2 separate regions of the Homo sapiens genome follow, and region 1 is linked to region 2. A link is a contact called in ENCODE Hi-C or POLR2A ChIA-PET data. All regions are on one chromosome and are shown on one strand. The core of a region is the stretch at or near the end of the contact, and the rest is flanking DNA. Distances in the headings are between cores, read along the strand shown. Region 1 overlaps PLXNA4 (plexin A4). Region 2 holds the start of PLXNA4-AS2 (PLXNA4 antisense RNA 2).

Region 1 (3,070 bases), core at 15-2,514, 140 kb before region 2:
GGCCAGCTGAAGTGCAGTCAGGCAAAGTGACATGAACCATGACAAGGACTGCTTACTTTTATACCCATCGATACTATATTCTGAAGCCTCTCCAGCCTCCCCCTCTTTTGCTTATCTGAGAGATGCCAAGTGCCTTCTGGGGAATTGGCTTTTTGCTGAAAATTGCTCTTGGCAATTTGCAGGGACTTAGAGCTGGTTCAGGTGTTTGAAAGATCCACTCGTCTAAGCACAGGGATAGAGCCAGTTTATTATGAAAAGTTTTATCCATCTTCACTCCTCAGCTGTCCCCAAGTTCAGTTCTTCCCCTCCTCCCCAGTATGGCCACACAATCTCTGAGCCCTTCTTTATTGGCTTAGAGGGCCCTTTCCCGTCCTCTGAATTCTCCACTTATGCCCCGTCCTGATTAAGTTCCACTTCACCATGAAGTCTTCCCTCATCCTACCGGACTTCCTCTAACCTTATGCGTCTGTTCAGCAGTTCACTGATTTGCTCCACAAGTATTCATGAAGCTTTTGGTACTGTATCACATGCTGATTGTTTCTGGATTTCATGTGTGTGTCTCACCTTCCCAACCTTCATGAGCAAAGGTTCTCAGCCTGGGCTTCACATTAGAACCACCTAGGGAGCTTTTAAAACTCTGATGCTCAGGCTGCAACCTAGTCCCATTAAATCAGACACTGGAAGCGCATTTTTTTAACTTTGCCTTTTGAGATAATCGTGAATTTGCATGCAATTGCAATAAATTGTACAGAGGGGTTCCTGTACCCTTCACTCAGTTCTCCCCTCCACGTGGCATCATTTTGCATAACTATAGTACAATATCACAAATGGAAAATTGACTGGTACAACCCACCAAGCTTATCCATTCAGATTTCACCAGTTTTTTGCATTGGCGAGTGTGTATTTAGTCTTGTGCAATTTTATCACATGTGTAGATATGTGCCAGCCAAAGGTCTCTCCCTTTTTCACAGGCCCTAGAGACCTGATCTGAGATCGTGCATGTCAGGTCGCTGGAGTCCTCTTCTGGCCTGCTTGCACAGATAGCTATTTGCAGGGCTCGGGAATGAAATTGAAAATAGACCAAACAATGTGACAGTTTTCTCCTGCTATTTTTTCTTCCACGAACAGAATGTTCAGCATTATTTTTTTCTCTTTGTGCAATATTGCAAGTGAGAAATAATCTGATTGGAATGCTGGCTTATGCTGTTTATGAGCCTGCAGTCTCCCACAAGCTGTGCGCAGGGAGCTTTCCCGAGGAGGACATCTAGGGACTTGCAAGATGAAAGGTTTGGGGAGTAGCTGTGGCCACACCCAAAACGCTGGTGAGGCTAGGAAGTAAATGCGTGGTATGCATACGGATGGTACCCCTGGAGGCTTCTCTTTCCTGGGAGTGTTCTCATGTGTTTTGCCTGAAAACTATCAAGGAGTGGCCTGGCCCATTCACACAGGGCCTGGGAAAGAAGGGTGAGCGTGTCTGAGGCTGGGGTACATTATGTCACAGATTTTGTCTGCTGAATAGCTGGGAGGAGAGACGAGCACCTTGAACTACCTGCTTGATTTTGTCAAACATATGGAATTTGAGGCCTAAGATGGACTGGCTGTAGAGAACACAAGAGTCTGGGTGACAGGTAGGAGACAGGACAAAAGGATACTCTTCTGCATCCTCCTAGGGACTCCTTCCTAATCTCAACAGAGAGGACAGGAAAATATAATTGTCAGTGTCACATGGGAACTTAGAGAAAGTGGAGTCCTTTACTTCCTGGGAGACCTTAATCTGAGGATGTTAATTCCTTTTTTTAAGAAACACGTATGGATCATTCACTCTGTGCCTGGTATGAAGCTTGGTTCTGGGGCACAAAGGTAACAAATACACAGACAGACTAGGTAGGCATTTGTCTGTTTAGATGTGGATGAATTTTATTTTATTTTTTCTCCGGGGGTAGGAGGTGGACTGGCGTGGGGTAAGGGAGGAAGTTGATTATTTTGATTTATTCCAACTTACAAATGCCCAGAAGATGTAGGTATGGGACCATCTGATCACAAAGGTCACATTCCTCCCCTTTCATGCCCATGAAAGTATTCTAGATCTCGATTGGATTGTTAGTTACACAGGTGAAGGCATTTGTCAAAAACTCATCAAAGTGTGCACTGAAGATCTGCACATTTCATTGCGTGTACATCTTACCTTAAAAAAATCACACTCCAAACAGAAATGGAAAAGAAGCAGTGAAGCCCCAGTTAAGAGCAGTCTACTTTCATCAGGAATAAAACCTGATTTTGAAATTTCATCCTAACAACATTTTCAGATGCCAGAACCCACTACATTGAATATACCTGTGGCCCTGCAGCTCTGCCCTCCAAAGCACAGATGTGTGACCTTCAGCAAACTCACTGTAGCCCTGCCCAGGTGTGCCTGCTTCTGCTTCTGGAACACTCTTCCCAGACTGCACTAGGACCAGTGTGGTCCCGCCTCCCCCATGAAGCCTCTCTTGATTTCTCCAGTCAGCCGAAGTGATCTTTCCTTTTTTTGTTTCACCTGCATTGACTGCCTTAATATAACGTGACTCTTATTATTCAGAGTCTTTCATTCACATTTACTAAATAAGCCAGCACATATAAAGAGCGTGGAACAGTGCTTGGCACAAAATAAATGCTGAAGAAGTGATCATGACTATTTTTGTTGTTGCTATGTTTTATGCTTATGATCAGTCCCTCTAAGGCCTGTGTCTTTGACTGACATACAAGCTGATATGTCTTGCAGGGACTGGGTTGTGTCCCTTTGGTGACCAGTGTGATGCTGAGCCCTTGCGCCCATTTGAATCCATTTGAATCTGCAGAACTGTGTGTAAATACTCCAGGCAAACTTGAAGCCCGTGGGTGTAATAGAGACGTGACTGAGGGAAATTCTAGCAGGGACCTCTGTACTTTAATGCAGCACCAATCAGATGGCATGGGATGGGAGGGGATGCCCAGGATTCTAAAACCCTTATCCAGCCCTGTGGTTGAGAGGCCTTGAGAAAAACCTGGTGCCAGGGCCAGCTGAGGAGTGGAGGTGGCAGCCACAAAGGCC
Region 2 (3,196 bases), core at 519-3,018:
GCCATGGGAACCTGACATGTACATAACACTGTGCTGTCTCCTAGTAAGTGGGCTGGGAGAGGCAGGCTCACCCCATTTGTCTGTGCCACCAACTCTTTCCTACCTGCAGCCATGGGACCACCTTGAAGGACAGTCCTACTCCCCTCTTTACCCCCTCCATGGAAAGGGGAAAAAGCCCATCAAGGTTTGCTGTCAAGGGGTCCACTGAAAATCAAGTTACAACCAGCACAATGTGTTTCAGAGCATCTGGGCTCCGATCCATCAGCCCAGGACATCATTAATAATCCACAGCCTAATGACGGAGATGAATATTGGAGCAGGGAGCAGAGGGGTGGCAGCCCCCGAGCGGCAAGGCAGAGGGAGAGAGTGACTTATGAGCTTGGTTCCAGGTGTAACCTTCTCCCCACCACCAAGCCGAGCCAGAATGATTTATTGATACAGTAAACGGATTTTTATAATTAAAATTGATTTTCAGTTTTAGCCTGGTCTGGAAGGGCTGGGTCAAGTTCAAGAAGGGAAAGGGGGGCAACCCGGGGAAAGGAAGGGAAATGTACTCTCAATTTCCCATATATCTTGGATTGTTAGAGCAGGAAGGAGCCTCTCATTTTACAGCTGAGAAAACGGCAGCCCTGAGAGGTTGATCTATTTGGTCAACCTCTGCTGGTGAAGTAAGGCAGAGCTGAGATTGGTTTTGGGTCTCCTGGATCTCTGAGATACACTCATTTCCCTGGGACTGTGTGTGTAGGTGCTCACAGAGCCACAGTATACTGTTGTGTAGGTTGGTCACTGCACAAGGACTCCTCACCAAGGGGCTGAGTAGGGGCTGAAATCTAGCCATGTCTTGTGCACTAGGGCAGAGTGGCTGCTACCCAGAGGATGTGCTCGGAGGCACCATCTGGAACTGTTTCTTTTAGTGGACTGCTCGAGGCTGGCCGGCAGCTGCCCGGGTCCTGAAGGGCTGTGCCCATCTGACCCACTCCCATCATTCAGTGCCTGGGGGCTATGCTGGGGATGTTTATTGACAGCCCCTGGTGGGCTTTGCTGCAGACAGTGGAAATACCTTGGGGTGTGGCTTGTCCAGCCTAGCATCATTCATCAGGCAGAGAACTGGTGACACTGGCAGCAGCAGACACTAATTGATAAATAGTGTGGTGTGTCTGCATTTTCACGCACAGATGGGCCTGGGCACATCTGGATTGCGCTGGTGCTTCTGGCACTCCCACATGTGCACACACTGCCCTTGTTCAGTCCCTGCAGGAAAAGCACAGCTAGGAGAGAGAAAGTGAGTTCGTGTCCGTTGCCAAATTTTACTGAGTAGCCTTTTTCTGTTCCAGCCCACTGCAGGCATCGCAGCCGCAGGACTCTGCATCCTTCCCAACCTTGGCTCTCCACATTGGGTCCCTCAGCCTTTGCAGCAGCCCCAGTACTGGTGGCAGTTCTGCTCCTTCCCCTTCTTCCATGTCCCCTGGGCATGTCAGATTTGGCCGTGTGAGAGCAAGGAAGGACATTTGAATGTAGGTGTATTCATTAAAGGAATGATAAAACAGTAGTATACTGCCTGTTTTCTAACTTACTATTTTTGAATAGACTATTTTTTAGAGCAGTTTTAGGTTCACAGCAAATTTGAGCAGAAAGAGGTCCTATAAACCCCCTGCCTCCTCCCACTGTCCACCACTATCAACATTCCCAACCAGAGTGGTCCCTTTGTTACAATCAATGAACCTACATTGACATATCATTATCATCCAGAGTCCACAGTCTTTGGTAGGGCTCACTCTGGGGTTGTACATCCTATGGGTTTGGACAAATGTGTAATGACAGGTATCCACCATTATGATATCATACAGAGGAGTTTCACTGCCCTAAAAATTCTCTGTGCTCTGCCCATTCATCCCTCTCCACTCCCACAACCCCGTCCAACCCCTGAAAACCACAGATCCTTTTTTTTTTTTTAATTTTTATTTTAGGTTCAACACATGTATGTGCAAGTTTGTTGCATGGGTAAATCGCGTGTCGCTGAAGTTTGGTGTACAAATGATCCCACCACCCAGGTAGTGAGCATAGTACCAGATAGACAGTTTTTCAACCCTCAGCCCCCTTTCATCCTCCCCACTCTAGTACTCCCTGGCGTCTGTTGTTCCCGTCTTTATCTTTATGTTCCCATGTGTACTCACTGTTTAGTTCTCACCTATTAGTGGGAACATACAGTATTTCATTCTCTGTTCCTGCATTAATTTGCTTAGGATAACGGCCTCCAGTTGCATCCACGTGGCTGTAAAAAGCATGATCTCATTCTTTATTATGAGTACATAGTACTCCACGGTATCTATATACCACATTTTCTTTATCCAGTCTTCCATTGATGGGCATCCAGGTTGACTCCATGTCTTTGCTATTGTGAGCAGTACTTCGATAAACATACGAGTGCAGGTCTTTTTGGTAGAACAATTTATTTTTCTTTGGGTTGATACCTAGTAATGGGATTGCTAGGTTGAATGGCAGTTCTGTTTTAAGTTCTTTGAGAACTCTCCAAACTGGTTTCCACAGGGGCTGAACTAATTTACACTCCCACCGATAGTGCATCAGTGTCCTTTTTCCTCCACAACCTCTCCATCTGTTATTTTTTGTCTTTTTAATAATAGCCTTTCTGACAGGTATGAGATTATATCTCATTGAACCACAGGTCTTTCTAGTGTCTCCATAGTTTTTGCCTTTTCCAGGTCATATAGTTGGAATCACACAATGTAGGCTTTTCAGATTGGCTTCTTTCATTTAATAATATGCATTTTAGGTTCCTCCATATCTCCTCATGGCTTGATAGCTCATTCCTTCTTAGAACTGAATAATATTCCATTGTCTGGATGTACCACACCATTTATTTATCCATCGCCTACTGAAGGGCACCTTGTTCGCTTCCAAGTGTTGGCAATTATGAATAACATTGCTATAAACATCTGTGTGCAGGTCTCATTTGGTGGGTAGTGGATGGACCGCCCCTCACTATAGAAGAACCAAGATGCACAAAGGCTTCAGTGAGTCCAGTCTGGCTGGAGGGCCTTGGGAATGCACACCTTATCCCACAGGTACCGAGCCCTGGAGGTTTGAAGGGAATACCATGGGCTGGTTTTCTTTTGCTTTTCTTTTTTCCTTTTTTCTTTTTTTTTTTTTTTTTTTTTTTTTTTTTTTTTTTTTGAGT

What was found. A loop is a pair of places that touch in the nucleus more often than their neighbours do. ChIA-PET counts read pairs that join two places held with the same protein, here RNA polymerase II (POLR2A).
Region 1: a loop to region 2 is called in a map of sigmoid colon, with 2.1 times the contacts of the local background. The contact joins the enhancer-like site here to the promoter of PLXNA4-AS2 in region 2. A Hi-C loop is called at or near these places in 1 of 168 maps with a recorded cell type or tissue (sigmoid colon). POLR2A ChIA-PET finds 5 or more read pairs at or near these places in 1 of 52 experiments (K562).

The regions. Positions count from the first base shown.
Region 1 is chr7:132,398,948-132,402,017 of GRCh38, reverse strand. The region is part of intron 3 of PLXNA4 (plexin A4); the gene reads left to right. Among named protein-coding and RNA genes, the nearest start is that of PLXNA4-AS1, 48 kb to the right of the region's middle. Within about 2 kb of position 1,264, at least 3 of the 41 ENCODE cell types and tissues checked have a DNase peak (open chromatin) inside an H3K27ac peak, as active enhancers do.
Region 2 is chr7:132,259,433-132,262,628 of GRCh38, reverse strand. It overlaps PLXNA4-AS2 (PLXNA4 antisense RNA 2), which reads right to left and starts at 1,768. Exons shown (of 3, transcript NR_134565.1): 1 at 1,727-1,768; 2 at 1,061-1,268. All of the region lies in intron 4 of PLXNA4 (plexin A4), which reads left to right.